Linked DNA regions of Homo sapiens: region 1 is linked to region 2. The links are chromatin loops, found by intact Hi-C in ENCODE. Cell type or tissue: IMR-90. All regions are shown on one strand.

What was found. Hi-C counts contacts between places; a loop is a spot of excess contacts. Peaks named below come from ENCODE experiments on the same cell type or tissue, not always from the same donor. Only the 100,000 strongest peaks of a DNase experiment are listed, where the experiment ranks them.
Region 1: a loop joins it to region 2, with 12 times the contacts of the local background. A loop is called at or near these places in 3 of 110 quality-filtered maps.

Annotation. Positions count from the first base shown.
Region 1 is chr12:119,934,585-119,942,584 of GRCh38, forward strand. LOC112268087 (a long non-coding RNA gene) reads left to right here and starts at 4,807. Exons shown (of 4, transcript XR_002957391.2): 1 at 4,807-5,016. In IMR-90, a CTCF peak has its summit at 3,654 (motif pointing left); a DNase peak (open chromatin) is centred at 6,527; H3K27me3 peaks cover 469 bases.
Region 2 is chr12:119,776,580-119,784,579 of GRCh38, forward strand. It overlaps CIT (citron rho-interacting serine/threonine kinase), which reads right to left. Exons shown (of 48, transcript NM_001206999.2): 12 at 7,329-7,472; 13 at 5,939-6,058; 14 at 93-263. Among named protein-coding and RNA genes, the nearest start is that of MIR1178, 67 kb to the left of the region's middle. In IMR-90, a CTCF peak has its summit at 4,437 (motif pointing left); no DNase peak of the experiment used is centred here; H3K4me3 peaks cover 209 bases.

The DNA.
Region 1 (8,000 bases), 160 kb after region 2:
TCGCAGGTTTTTTTCGCATTTTCTATGTGTGAATTCCCTTTGGCAACCCTGTGAAGCTGAAGGACTCTTCTCAGAATAACGGGTTTTTTTGTGTGTTTTTGTTTTTGTTTTTGTTTTTGTTTTTTTGAGACGGAGTCTCACTCTGCCACCCAGGCTGGAGTGCAGTGGTGCGATCTCAGCTCACTGCAACCTCCGTGATATGGTTTGGCTGTGTCCCCAACCAAATCTCAACTTGAATTATATCTCCCAGAATTTCCACGTGTTGTGGGAGAGACCCAGGAGGAGGTAATTGAATCGTGGGGGCTGGTCTTTCCCCTGCTATTCTCGTGATAGTGACTAAGTCTCACAAGATCCGATGAGTTTATCAGGGGCTTCTGCTTTTGCTTCTTCCTCATTTTTCACTTGTCACTGCCACGTAAGAAGTACCTTTTGCCTCCCGCCATGATTCTGAGGCCTCCCCAGCCATGGGGAACTGTAAGTCCCATTAAACCTCTTTTTCTTCCCAGTTTCGGGTATGTCTTTATCAGCAGCATGAAAACAGACTAATACACTCCACCTCCGGGTTCAATCGAGCCTGCTGCCTCAGCCTCCGAGTAGCTGGGATTACAGGTACACGCCATGACGCCCAGCTAATTTTTTGTATTTTTTTTAGAGATGGGGTTTCACCCTGTTGGCCAGGCTGTTCTTAAACTCTTGATCTCAGATGATCAGCCCACCTCGCCCTCCCAAAGTGCTAGGATTACAGGCGTGTGCCACCGCACCCACTCCTGGTCAGAATAACAGCTTTAAATGCCAAAAAGAAAACACACAGGGTTACAAAGGAACCAATTATATTGAAATACAAGTTATCAAAATACTTTACAAAACCAACTTGGGATATAGCAACATGGTTTTTATATTGCTATAAACAATTGCTATAAACACATTTTATAGCAATATGTGTCTCTATTAACAAACTAAATAATAAGATCTAGCAGCAAGTCTAAAAACTGCCATGATTTTAAAGTAGCTATGAGCATTAATTTTGAGACATCAGCAGCAGCTGTACATGTAGTGTACAAATATCTGTGACTTCTACGGGTGACAAAATCACAGGCACTGCCAGGAGTTCCAGACCAGCCCTGGCAACATGGTGAGACCCCTGACTCTACAAAAAGTTAAAACATTAGTTGGGTGTGGTAGTGTGTGCTTGTGATCTGAGCTACTTGGGAGGCTGAGGTGGGAGGATCACTTGAGCCCGGGAGGTGGAGGCTGCAGTGACCTGTGATCACACCACTGCGCTTCAGCCTGGGCAACAGAGAAAGACCCTGTGTCAAAAAAAAAAAAAAAAAAAAAATCACAGGCGTGGTTTGTTGTCTGCATTCACAATGGAAGGAGAAATGCTGTCTTTCAGTTAGAATTGTGAAAATAGAGAAGTGATTTTCCCACGTTTTTGGATGTCTGAATTTTTTTTATTTTTTTTATTTTTTTGAGATGGAGTCTTGCTCTGTCACCCAGGCTGGAGTGCAGTGGCGCAATCTTGGCTCACTGCAAACTCCAGATGGTCTCGATCTCCTGACCTCGTGATCCGCCCGCCTCGGCCTCCAAAAGTGTTGGGATTACAGGGGTGAGCCACCGCGTCCGGCTCTGGATGTCTGAGTTCTACCCACTGTCCCCTTTTGGGGGTTCATGGATCTGAATTAGGAACTTCTAGTTTAATGAGTGTTGGAGATGAGGTGACAGAGAGTGATCAGAGGAATAGGGACAGATCCAAGAAAAACGTGACCAAACATGCAAATGTTTCATAAGAGATGCCCTGAAGTGTTAAGACAAAGGGAGTGCACGGAGGGGCAACCATTGTCCCGACTAAACTATCAGCCCCTTAAGGACAGGGATTGTGTCCTGTGTATTCCATGGACTGGGGTTGTAGATTCATAAGGACTCTATGAAATTAATGCAACCCATCACCACATTTATTTATAGACTGAATAAATGTTGCCTCCTGCACACCCACATAAGACTTTTTTCTTTTTCTTTCTTTCTTTTTTTTTTTTTTTTTTTTTTGAGAAAGGATCTCACTCTGTTGCCCAGCATGGAGTACAGCAGCATGATCACAGCTCACTGCAAACTCAAACTCCTGGGCATGAATGATCTTCCCACCTCAGCCTCCCGAGTAGTTGGGACTACAAGACCATGTCATCACACCTGGCTAATTTTTTATTTTTAGTAGAGACAAGGTCTTGCTATGTTGCCCAGGCTGGTCTCCAACTCCTAGGCTCAAGCAGTCCTCTAGCCTTGGCCTCCCAAAGTATGATTGCATGCATGAGCCACTGCACCCAGCCAAGAATTTTTCAAAGTGTGTGGATGATGTTATAATAAATAAAACAGGAATCTGAAGAGTCCTTAAATCATGGTAGCTTTTAGTCATGTATTTTCTCAACCAGAGTGCTCTAAAATTACATGGAAACCATTGGACCTTCAAGTACCCTGTTCCCTCAGCCTAGAGGGCTTAGCCCACTCCCTCCCCTTCCTTCTTTGCCAACTCTTACTCATACTTGAGTCTCACCTTAAACATCACTTTCCCAGAGAGGCCTGTCTTGACTCTTTCCAAAAATTAGGTCACCCCATTACACATCACCATGGTCCTGGTCCCCTCCCCATCCTAGCCTACATCACATGTGTAATTAATTACTTCTCTAATATTTGTCTTCCCTTTTTCCATGAGGATTAAGACTGTGTCTGTATTCCCAAGTCAGGAATAAATATTTGCAGAATAGACGATGGGTGGATGGAAGGCCCACTTGGGACAGGCACTTAAGGTGTAAGTAATCTGTTTAAATATTTTCATTCTTTCCCATCACCTCATCCATTTTCACTCATTTTGCTTGAAACATGTTTTGTGAATTTCTCAGGTTTAATCCCCATTGCCAGAACACATTAACTTCAGGCTCCGAACACAAAGATTGTTGTCACTTTCAATTTGCCCCTCAGTGCATTTTAAAGAAATCATTCCCATGGTAGAAATTGGGAGAAAGAAAAAAAAACACACATGAGTGGGTTTGAGGTAGGAAAGTGTTGAGGAGGAGGGGAGGAGTGAGCGATGGGGAATCAATTTGATAGCAATCAGGGAGGGGCCAGGCATGGTGGCTCATGCCTGTAATTCCAGCCCTTTGGGAGGCCGAGGCAAGAAAATCACTTGAGCCCAGGAGTTTGTGACCAGCCTGAGCAACATAGGGAGACCACCTCTCTACAAAAAATTTATGGCCGGGTGCAGTGGCTTACGCCTGTAATCCCAGTACTTTGGGAGGCCAAGGCGGGTGGATCTCTCGAGGTCAGGAGTTCGAGGCCAGCCTGGCCAACATGGTGAAAACCCATCCCTACTACAAATACAAAATAGCCGGGCGTGGTGGCACACACCTGTAATCCCAGCTACTCGGGAGGCTGAGGCAGGAGAATTGCTTGAGCCCAGGAGGCGGAGGTTGCAGTGAGCCCAGATCGTGCCACTGTACTCCGGCCTGGGCCACAGAGCGAGACTGTATCTCAAAAACAAACAAACAAACAACAACAACAACAACAAAAATGCAAAGAAAAGAAATCAACCATTTTCTTCCCCCTTTCAAACCCCATAGCCTAACCAGAGGGAACTTCTGAGGGGAAACTTGCTCTTTGCTGCCATCTGGTGGCTGTTACTGGAGCAGTTCTCACAGGAAAAACTTCTATCCAACAATTATGTGGCACCTACTGGGTTCAAAGTTCTGTACCAGGCAACTTATAAATACTTTCTTACATTTTTATATTCCTTTACCAATAATGAGGCATTTTCTTTTTTTGAGATGGAGTCTCGCTCTGTCACCCAGGCTGGAATGCAGTAGCCCGATCCTGGCTCACTGCAACCTTCACCTCCTGGATTCAAGCGATTCCCCTGTCGCAGCCTCCCAAGTAACTGGGATTACACCTGTAATCCCAACACTTTGGGAGGCTGATGCGGGCGGATCACTTGAGGCCAGGAGTTCAAGACAAGCCTGGCTAACATGGCAAAACCCCATTTCTACTAAAAATACAAAAGTTAGATGGGCATGATGGTGCATGCATGCAATCCCAGTTACTCAGGAGGCTGAGGCAGAAGAATCACTGGAACCCGAGAGGCAGAGGTTGCAGTGAGGTGAGGTCGCACCACTGCACTCCAGCCTGGGTGACAGAGTGAGACTCTGTCTGAAAAAAAAAAAAAAAAAAGAGCTGGGCATGGTGGTGCACACCTATAATCCCAGCTACTTAGGAGACTGAGGCATAAGAATTGCTTGAACCCAGGAGTTGGAGGTTGCAGTGAGCCGAGATTGCACCATTGCACTCCAGCCTGGGCGACGGAGAGAGATTCTGCCAAAAAAAAAAAAAAGTCTGCAGTCATTGCCATTGTCCCCTGGGGAGGCAAAATCCTCAGTTGAGAACCACCAGTATAGATCAATGACAGCTTATAATTCAAGGATGCCCACCACCATCTGTTTGTGGGAGTATATATTGGCACAAATCTTGGACGGGTGATTTTGAAAGTAGGCTTTGGAAAGCAATCATTAAAATATTCAAAATATTTGCATTGGAGGAATGGGAGAGAATTTATTATTTATAGTCCTAGAAGTGTAATAGATTCATTAGGAATAAAGGTTTGATGATATATAAGACTGTAGTTTCCCCAAGTGATAGACACAGATGTGATGGCTGCCAGCTGCCAACAGTCCTCGAAGTAGCTTCGTACATGAGAAACTGGATAATTCATTTGAGGTGTGGGCATCAGTCTCACCTGGCTTAGACTGCAGTGATTGGTTCAAAGATGAGCCTATCAGAGTGCTTCTCTAGAGTTCTTCTAGTTTAACCTGAGGGGTCAGGTTAACTGACTGAGGGGCCAGGGTCAGAGAAAAGGGTATCTTTTCTCCCTGGTCACAAGGCTGTAAGTATGGAAGCCCAGCATCAAAGAGCCATGCCCCCACCTAAGAAAGAAGTTGTTCTAAGGAAAATGAAACCAGTATACAGACAGCAGGATGGGTAAGTGGCACAGAAAATCCTTGTGATGTTCAAGTCTGGAGTTTGGCCATCTGTGGCTAGCTCCAACCGGGACATTCCCATAGTTTCCTCTTGTGAGCCAATAAATACCCCCCCTCCTCTTTTTGTTAATAGACAGGGTCTCACTCTGTCACCCAGGATGGAGTGAAGTGGCACGATCATGGCTCACTGCAGCCCCAAACTCATGGGCTCAAGTGATCCTCCCACCTTATCTTCCTTAGTGGCTAGGATTGCAGGTGCATGCCACCATGCCTAGCTAATTAAAAAAAAATTTTGTAGAGGTGGGGTCTTGCTACGTTGCCCAGGTTGGTCTCAAACTCCTCCAGCAATCCTCCCCCTCGGCCTCCCAAAGTGCTGGGATCACAGGCATGAGCCACTGCACCTGGCCCCAATTCTCACTTTTTATTCAAGCTAATGTATATTGGATTTCTGTATCTTGCAACTGTAGGGTTCTGACTAACACATCTTTTTTTTTTTTTTTTTTTTTTTGAGACGGCGTCTTGCTCTGCCGCTAGGCTGGAGTACAGTGGTGCGATCTTGGCTCACTGCAATCTCTGCCTCCCGGGTTCAAGCAATTCTCCTGCCTCAACCTCCAGAGTAGCTGGGACTACAGGCACGCGCCACCACGCCCAGCTAATTTTTGTATTTTTAGTAGAGACGGGGTTTCACCATGTTGGCCAGGATGGTCTCGATCTCTTCACCTTGTGATCCACCTGCCTCTGTCTCCCAAAGTGCTGGGATTACAGCCGTGAGCCACTGCGCTCGGCCGCTGACTAACACATCTTGACAAAGATGTAGAGAATTTATGTAATGACCAGGAGCACTGGTAAAATTTTGACTTGTAAATGTCTTGAGGAGAGAATCCCTGTGCAAACTAGATGGATCCAATTCCCCTGCGAGCCTACTGTGTAAATCCTGGTGTGACGCTTGCAAACTCAGTAGATGCAGCTGCCTCGTGGCCACCACACCGCCTCCATTCCTTTAAGGTTTTATACTTCCCCAGGCTTTCACAATCATTATCTCATTTGCCTTCTGCCACATCCCAACCAGACAGAGAAGGAGATTTTACCATCCCCATTTCCAGGTGAGAAAATGAAGACACCATGAGGCTAGACGATTTTTTTCATGTAATTCAAGGATTTGAGAAGAGATCAGCTGTTCTCAAATTCGATCGGTCATGACCTGTGCCATGAGTGATCTGATGGTAATGGTTAAAGTACCATTAGCTGGAGGATGATTCATATATTTTTAAATAATACATTATCCCTATACCAACCTAATTCTTGCCAGCATTTAATATGCTTTCCCTACCGGGAGAAAAAGGAGCAGAGTTACAGCTGGCATATTAAGACTTCCCCTGGGAGTGTTATGCATATGAATGCCTGACCATGTGCAGCGTAACAGAAAACAAGGTGGAGAGTCCATGGAATAGCCAGTTCCAAAAGCTGCTTCCAGCTCTACAATGGGATGATTCACCCAAAGTAAACAATGAGTTGATGGCATTCAAATCAAAACTAACCACTTTTCCTTGTCCATGTATCTGACCAAGGATCACTCACTTCAAACAGTTGTAGGATGATTATAAAATGTGTCATCGGGGCCGGACTCAGTGGCTCACGCCTGTAATCCCACCACTTTGGGAGGCTGAGGCAGATGGATCACCTGAGGTCAGGAGTTCAAGACCAGCCTGGCCAACATGGTGAAACCCCGTCTCTACTAAAAATAGAAAAATTAGCCAGGAGTGGTGGCAGGTCCCTGTAATCCCAACTACTTGGGAGGCTGAGGCAGGAGAATTGCTTGAACCCAGGAGGCAGAGGTTGCCGTCAGCCGAGATTGCCCCACTGCACTCCAGGCTGGGCAACAAGAGCAAAAACTCTGTCTAAAAAAAAAAAAACAGTGTCATCCATCGACACCTGTGGAAAGAAAGGGGGAAAAAAATGTGTCATCCAGACCAGGATACTTTTTTTTTTTTTTTTTTGAGACAGCATCTTGCTATGTTGCCCAGGCTGGAGTGCAGTGGTATGATCTTGGCTTACTGCAGCCTCGATCCCCTGGGCTCAAGCAATCCTCCTGCCTCAGCCTCCCAAGTAGCTGGGACCATAGGCGTGCACCACCATGCCTGGCTAATTTTTTTGTATTTTTTGTAGGGATAGGGTTTTACCATGTTGCCCGTGCTAGTCTTGAACTCCTGAGCTCAAGCAATCCGCCCACCTCAGCGTCCCAAAGTGATAGGATGACAGGCATGAGCCACCGTGCCCAGCCAAACCAGGATACTCTTAAGACAAAAGGGAACATCTAGGGAATGGAACACCAAGGCCACATATTAAACAGGAATTGTGTTGAGAAAAAACAGGACTTAAGTTACCCTAAGTCTATGCAACTCAGGAAAAGTAAATTTACAAAACCAGAAACCAACAGCCCTGCCCCTAGGAACATGATTCTGAAGGCAAGTTGGATATGTCTTGGTTTTAGCTCCCCCAGAAGCAGATCCTGAGACAAGGATTTGGGTTAGTTTATTTGGGAAGTGAAGGAAGCACCTTGTAGGGGAGTAGGAAAATAAGATAAGGAAAGAAAGGCAGCCAATAAGAGTGTGGCTCATGCCTGTAGTCCCAGCACTTTGGTAGGCCGAGTCGGGCAGATCACCTGAGGTCAGGAGTTCAAGACCAGCCTGACCAACATAGAGAAACACTGTCTCTACTAAAAATAAAAAAAATTAGCCGGGTGTGGTGGCACATGCCTGTAATCCCAGCTACTCAGGAGGCTAAGGCAGGAGAATCACTTGAACCCGGGAGGCAGAGGTTGCGGTGAGCTGAGATCGCACCATTGCACTCCAACCTGGGCAACAAGAGCGAAACTCTGTCTCAAAAAAGTGTGTTATCAAGCTAGCTGTTACTGTGGGCAACTGCCACGTGATCCCTGTGCTGGCCACAGAGCTGGGCCACCCACATGCCCCCTCAAGGGAGGAC
Region 2 (8,000 bases):
GTTGTTTCTCATTAAACTAGGTTCTCCTTTTTCTTGCTAAGATCATGTACAATTTTACCCAAAAAGCACCCTCCTGGAGGGTGGCTGACTACCTTCAACAGTTTATGCTGACATTCTGTCGCTTTCCGCTTGAATTCTTCAGCAGCAAGCCGAGACTCTCTCAGCTCAGATTCGTAGAGATCACTCCGTCTTCTTGCTGAGACAAGATCCTCTTCCAACTGATTCATCATCAACCTCATTTCTTCCACTTGAGCCTGGTACTCCTAAAGAGCAGGCAATGAAATAAAAGAGAACTTTCGAACTCCGAAAAGAATAGACAGGCAGTGAGGATGGAAGAGTATTAACCACACAGGGAAGATGCACAGTGAAGAGAGACTGGCAAAGAAAAGACCTGGCCAGGTGCAGTGGCTCACGCCTGTAATCCCAGCACTTTGGGAGGCCAAGGCAGGTGGATCACCTGACGTCAGGAGTTCAAGACCATCCTGGCCAACATGGTGAAACACTGTCTCTGCTAAAAATACAAAAATTAGCTGGGTGTGGTGGTGCGGGCCTATAGTCCCAGCTACTTGGGAGGCTGAGGCAGGAGAATCGCTTGAACCCAGGAGGCAGAGGTTGCAGTGAGCCGAGATCGCGCCACTGCACTCCAGCCTGGGTGACAGGGCAAGACTCCGTCTCAAAAAAAAACAACCTACAGACCTAGAGACGAGGGGAGTAGAAAGATGGACCCAGAATGAGGCACCAAGTAGGCAAAGGTGAGAAGTGTAGGGTGAAGATGAGGGAGAAAAAAATATTAAACCTTAAAACTGTTTTGGCCGGGTGTTGTGGCTCATGCCTGTAATCCCAGAACTTTGGGAGGCTGAGGCAGGCGGATCACAAGGTCAGGAATTCGAGACCAGCATGGCCAACATGGTGAAATCCCGTCTCTACTAAAAACACAAAAATTAGCCAGGTGTGGTGGTGGACGCCTGTAATCCCAGCTAGTCAGGAGGCTGAGGCAGAAGAATCGCTTGGACCCGGGAGGCGGAGGTTGCAGTGAGCCGAGATCGCGCCACTGCACTCCAGCCTGGGTGACAGAGCAAGACTCCGTCTCAAAAAAACAAAAAAAAACAAAAAAAAACACTTTTAATGTAGAGCATATGTCATTAGCAAAACCACCGGGAACACACATGCAAATCACACCATACGAAATGCACAGAACCTTAAGGCCTAACACAGGAGAGCCAAAAGGGATGTTCTTTAAACAACAAGGATAAACTGCTTACATGTAGTTTTCCGCCAAGGGTAATCATTTATATAGACTTGTCCTTTAGAAGTCATGTGCTCCTAACACAAATTGGATATGGTACTAGTTTTAAAATTAACCTTTCAGACAGCACAAGAGGGTAATTGAAAATCTCAGTGGAAAGAATTCTGGAAGGTGAAACTCATCATGTCAGTTTCTCACCATTAATTTTTCTGGGCTCAAAACTGAATGATGACCGTAACATCACTCCTGCAATGCAAGTCACCCTGAAATCTGGAAGAGTCACAAAACACTGGCTTCGGTCAAAATAACTTGTGAGAAAAATTCCAAGGAAAGAACCTTCCTGTTCCCTTGAGCAAACCCTTTAAGTGATCCAAACAGCCCAACCTTTTCCAAAATGCATTTCTAAAATCAAAACATTTACATTGAAGTTTCTCAGAACTGGGCTCACCAAAAGAAATGGCCAGTGATTTTGAAAACTTTTGGACAAAGTATAAAAATATTCTGTGTTAGCAAAAATCAAGGCTAAGTATAAGGATTATGAATGAGCATTTATGTAATCCAAGGTGACTTGTGGGGTGAGGACGAGAGAGATACAAAACGAAATGAACAAGGAATTGAATCAAGAATGTCTTTAAAAATCACAATATTCAGTAACATCTCTGAGATCCACTCTCCCAAGAAATAATTGGTGAGGAATATTTGAATATTTCTCCCAAGAAATAATCGACTGAGCAAGGATATTCTTTTAACTGATAAATTGCAATTTTTGAATAACAGGGTATAAAGGAAACCTTTTATCCCATTGTAGCAGGTGACGCCCCCCCCCCAGAGCATATTAAAGGGGATGTGCTGCTCTTATGAAAATTGGATGGTTTCCATGCAAGCACACCTCTCCCTCTATTATCTGTAAAGGAGAAAGGAAAAAACAGCCCAAAATGGAACACGGGTCTCATTTCACTCTCTCCCACCCAAAAGCATACTGTTATTGAAGGTCAATCCTCAGAATCATGGGGCACACAGGTTTCCTGGGTCATGCATACTAAGCAGGCAATGCTGGATTATATAACCAAAGATCTTTATAACCTGCTCACAATTATCTAAACTCACAGGGCAGGCCGGGCATGGTGGTTCACGCCTGTAATCCCAGCACTTTGGGAGCCCGAGGTGGCGGATCACTTGAGGTTAGGAGTTCAAGACCAGCCTGGCCAACATAGTGAAACCCCATCTCTACAAAATATACAAAAATTAGCCAGACATGGTGGTGAGCACCTGTAATCCCAGCTACTTGGAAGGCTGAGACAGGAGAACTGCTTGAACCTGGGAGGCAGAGGTTGCAGTGAGCTGAGATTACACCACTGCCCTCCAGCCTGGGTGACAGAGCAAGACTCTATCTCAAATTAATTAATTAATTAATTAATTCACAGGCCAGAACATGAGCTGTATGTGAAATGGAATATCGGTTTTTCTGGACCCCCTCAAGCAGAGCCATATTATGGCTTTCATAACTGTGAGCACTGAGCCTGTCTTGCCTTCCTCCATAAAAATTAAAATTAAAAATTACATTTTACAGTTGTGCTCCTATAAATACAAAAATATTAACATCATCTATGAAAACAGTGTCTTTGACCTAAGCCCAACTTTTTTCTTCTGATGAAAAAATTAAAACATTTTGTGAGACCCTAAAAGTAAAGTGGTCCCTAGATACCGTGCCTGCTAGAGCTAATGGGAAAGCCAGTCCTGGCTACAGGCATGGACACCAAATCTTGAGCATCTTTTGTCCTCAAGCTCACTTTTCTTTCTTGAATTTATGTCGGCGAGAAGGGAATGTAATTTTTGTGTTTTGTCAAGAGCAAGGACAGAGTGTCTGTTCCTTCCCCCCAACATCTCTCTTCCCTGAGCTGTCAGCACATAAGAGGGAGGAAGGCAGGAATCAGGCAACCACTCTGTCAGCTCTCCAAGCTCTCGGGGCACCCAGTCTCCTACAAGCATCAAAAGAAAATTCTAACTCATTTGTGGATCCTTTGATATTGTGCAGGATACTTCAAGGAAATCCTATAAATCTAGCAGCTAACCAAATCCCTGCTTCAGGAAAAACCTGAGAGGTGATCATCAGGTCTGTTTGCAAGATCAGCTGAGAGAGAGCTGTGGTATCTCAGGATGGAATGAAAGACTGGTAGGTGTGAGTCAGGTCAGGATGGGGAACTGCAGACAGGTTTCAAGGCCCACCTAACGCAAGTCTTCTGAATGGAGCTTCAGAATTTTGTGGGGAGGAAGGATCAGGTATGATGCAATTCACTCAGAAACCATGGAACACAAGTGACTTTTGTGTTACCCACACTTTTGTCTCCTTTCCTGAGTAGGGGAGCAAGGAAGAAGCTGAAATTGCTAGTAATGATCTAGGAATCAAATTTCACATGAGTCTTTGAGGTGTTTTTCTTTTAAACCAAATCTAAATATTCTAGAGGGGGTAGCTAGGTGGAAGTAAAATATTTTTTAAAAAAATGAAGAGCCGGCCAGGTGCAGTGGCTCATGCCTGTAATCTCAGCACTTTGGGAGGCCAAGGCGGGCAGATCAGGAGGTCAGGAGTTCGAGACCAGCCTGACAAACATGGTGAAACCCCATCTCTACTAAAAACACAAAAATTAGCTGGGTGTGGCGGCGTGCACCTGTAGTCCCAGCTACTCAGGAGGCTGAGGCAGGAGAATCACTTGAACCCAGGAGGTGGAGGCTGCAGTGAGCCGAAACTGCACCACTGCACTCCAGCCTGGGTGACAGAGCGAGACTCCATCTCAAAAAAATAAAGAGCGATATAGAAAGTTAGATTTTTAAGAGAAAGATCAGGGAATAAATCCCAAGTCTAGAAAAAATCAATATGCCACAAACTAAATACTGAAAGTTTGCTGCAAGCATTAAAAGCTTTCTCCCAGTCTGCAAACATCCTGCTCTCACAAAACTTACCAAAAGTCATAAAATAAATCCTTGTTCCGATGAAAAATCAAATCTGAAACCACGTTTCTTCCCCACAATGGAACTTTTAGCAGTCATTAAATCTAAGACTCCACATGCATGCCAACTGTGGTATGAATCATAAAAGACGTGTCTTTGAACTCGGCCACCAACATACACCTTTTCAAAACGTCCTGATAATTCCGTTTCTAAGGAATCTATGGACACCAGCTGCTCCCTCTGGTGGCCAAACACAGCTTTCATTTCCCCAGGATGTCACCAAAAGTAAATTTCCAGGTATGTTGAACTAATGGGAGAAAATGATTCCTACCTCTTGAAACTTTTAGGATGAAAAACTATGTTGATAAAAGGAGCATGAGTCAACTGTCAAAGCAGATTTCTCAAAGCCAATGTGCAGCCTTCAAAACCTCTAAGACTGCATTATTCAGAGATCTGATGATCCTTTACAGGGTTTCCGTCCTATGCACGTTTATTTATAATGTTTTTATCAAGCAACAGAATATTAACTGATCACAACTTTAAAATATTCAGATGATAAATATGCCAACAAAACTCCAAAGACAGTAATTCTTTTTTTAAAGAGTAATTAATGGATAGAGTTATTTGCAGAAGTTTCTTGCATTAGCTCCAGCCAGATGGCTAAGTTTGTGCTACCCAGAGACAGAAATGTTCATTTCTATCAGTGTTTCCATTAGATTTTCTGAAGTGAATGAGAGTTGCCTGGCAGCTGATAGTTCAGCTCTCCAATTGCTCATTGCCATCTCTTCATTAAAGTCTCTATTTACAGTTTTTCAAAAGACACAAAAATCCATGCTAAAAAGGAAACAATGAGGCAATACAAAAATGAGCCATTTAGAAAGAAAACCCGTTTAGAAAGAAAAAAAAGAGTGGGCTTTTTAAAGGTCTCGATTCTCCTTTCTGAAAACACAGGGGACAGCCTTCTGCACTCAGATAGGCAGTGTTAATCCTGACTTGACCTTGACCAGAATGGTTCAAATTTCTCTTCTAGAATATTTCTTTATGTAAGTAAAACTATGAATTAGCCTGGCTTCACTCAAAAACTTAAAAGTGCATCTGAGAAGCTATTAAAACATTTAATTGTTTTTAACCATCTAAAGCAGGGATTGGCAAACTTTTGCTGTAAGAAGCCAGATAGTAAGTAGTTTCAGCTTTGCAGGCCACATGGTCTCTGTAACAACCACTCACCTCTGACTCTGTAGCCTGAAAGCAGCCAGGGCCGATATGCAAATTACCAAGCATGGCTGTGTTCCAAAAAAAAAACACTTTATTTATGGAGACTGAAATTTGAATTTCATATAAATTTCAAATGTCATGAAATATTGTTTTACTTTTGATTTTTTTTCCAACTGTTTAAAAACGTAACCCCATTCTTAGCTTGTGGGCCATAGAAAATAGGTGTTGGACCAGCTTTGCCCCACAGGCTGAAGTCTGCCCACTCTTGCTCTAAACCTACATCTTTATTTTTAAAAGCAGACATTATGGGGTATCAGCTTCAAAAGGAGCTGGAACAAGCATTCTATGATGTATATAAATTATGAGAAATCTGAAGTTTCTGAATGACCTACATACCTGTCTCTCTTCCACTCTGCCCCCACCCTTTCTCTCTCTCCCTTTCTTCCTATTTCTCTCTCAAACACGCCTCTCCTGAAATTAGAGGTCCAAGCAAGCCGAGATGCTGCTGTGCTCCCAGGCAAGCAGGCCTACCTGCTCTTTGATTTCTTGGAGCTTCCGGCTCTGCTCTCTGATATCATGGAGAAGCTGCAGTGCTTTGTCATCCTCCTGGGACACCTCCATCCGTGCTTGCTCCAAACTTCGCTTTAAGCTCTGCAGAAAGCAAAAATTTTAATAGGGATGCCCTGTGGATCCTGCTTTGTTTGAAAAGACTCATTAAGAGAGCTGCAAGCTGCTTCGCAGACACCAGGACAGTTTCGAGTGACGGACCACAGTTCACAACTTCCAGTTGGTTGCCGACTCCGGTTTCCATCCTGTAAAACCCCTTGGTTCAAGAAACATCATCTCAACCTGGTGACCTTAGGGATCCAGCCGGAAACTGCATCAGCCTGTCTCCTGCCACCATCTACCTGTCCTAGGAGATACTTACTTGCATGTTCAGGACTAAAACCTATTAAGACCCAGTAGCTATTACAGCCACCATGTGGATAGCTACAAAGTGTTTTCTACAGTTATTTGTGGGCCCTAAAGTACATATGCCTCTTTCAAAGTAGCAATGACTTCATATCCTCTGCCCAGTTGTCATTTAAGACTCCAAGTGGTCTATTTCTACCTCCTGGCTTATTTTTCCTGGACACCTTTCATCCATAAGAATCCCTTAATGCTTCAATGGCACTGAAATCTATATCTGAAATACATAGCTGAATAACTTCACCCACCACTGAAAGGCAGCCAAGTCTGGAATGGAAACATAGCAGTTATTCTTAATCAGCCACGTTCTATAGATTTCCTCTCCCTTGTGAAAAAAACTTTAGAAATGTGTGATTCAACTTCTTGAGACTGTTTAATTGGGCACATTAAAAAACACCTGAATGAAAAATTTAACAAGACAATGGAGAAGAAGACAGTCTACTCTTGTGAAGGAAAGAAAAAATGAAAGTCACATGGTAAATAATGACAGAGGGTCTGGGTTTTCAAGGCTATTTTCTTGTCACTACACTGGTTCTGGCCAATGGAAAATTTGATGTCAGGAAGATTGAAAGTAAGTTTTCTTGTACATAGTTGGGAGTCTGGTTCTCAAGGCTGCTCATGTCAGACACAACGCAGACCACAGAGGCTGGGATGGGAGATGTTAAGATCTTTTGCAACTTGCGGCAAAGATGGATTACTCCCATCTCCAGACTCCATGGTACCAGCCGTCTACCTGCACTTTCTGCTGGAAATGAGTCCAATCTCATTTCTTGGGGACCTTACGCCTGGCTCTCACTACTCTGCAAAACACAGATCTTGCTTTTGTGCTCTCCCTCTCTCTACTCTCTGCCATTGGCTGTGATGTGCCTCATGGAGCCATCATGAAACAGGATGAGACACACACAACAGGAAGTGCCACCTCCAAGGGAAGGGGGCTTCAGGGAAGGCTCACACTGCATTCTGTGATGTAGGTAGCAAGGTCCTGCTCCAGGAGGGATCTCTGAGTCTCAGAGGCCTTCAGCTCCACCTCCTTCTGACTAAGCACAGCCTCCACCTCTGACACTCTCCGATGTAACCGGGTCATTTCCTGCTCCATCTGAAATAAACACATCGACAGGTTAAAAAGGCCCGTGGAGGTTCATTAGGAGCAATCACATCTCAAGTAGCCTCCGAAACCACCTGGTGGTCTGGGCTAAGGCTAATTCGCCAAAAGTTAAGTTGGGATGGAAATACCATTGTTTCTTCGCCCAGGAGCGCACAGTTCTTCGTTAAGGACAGTCACCAAATGCTAAGTCACTCCTCTCATTCAAGTCCCGGTTCACACTTGATCACTTCTCTAACCCAGTTAGCAAGGAAGCCACAATCATCATTTTTCACCTGTTTGCTTTTGTTTTTGTTTTGTTTTTGCAGACGTCACTTTAATTTTATCCCAAATCCATCTTGATCCCCCCCCATCTCCTTGCAAAGATCTAGAGGACAAATCCAGGACAGGGCAAGGAGATATTTATTCGTCTGCACTCTTAGGAGTCCCAGGCAAGCAGTGACTTATTAGTTTCCAGAGCGTTGCCTCTGGGCAGGAACAGTGAATGTTAAGAGACGTTGAGCGTAATCAACACAGTGGCCG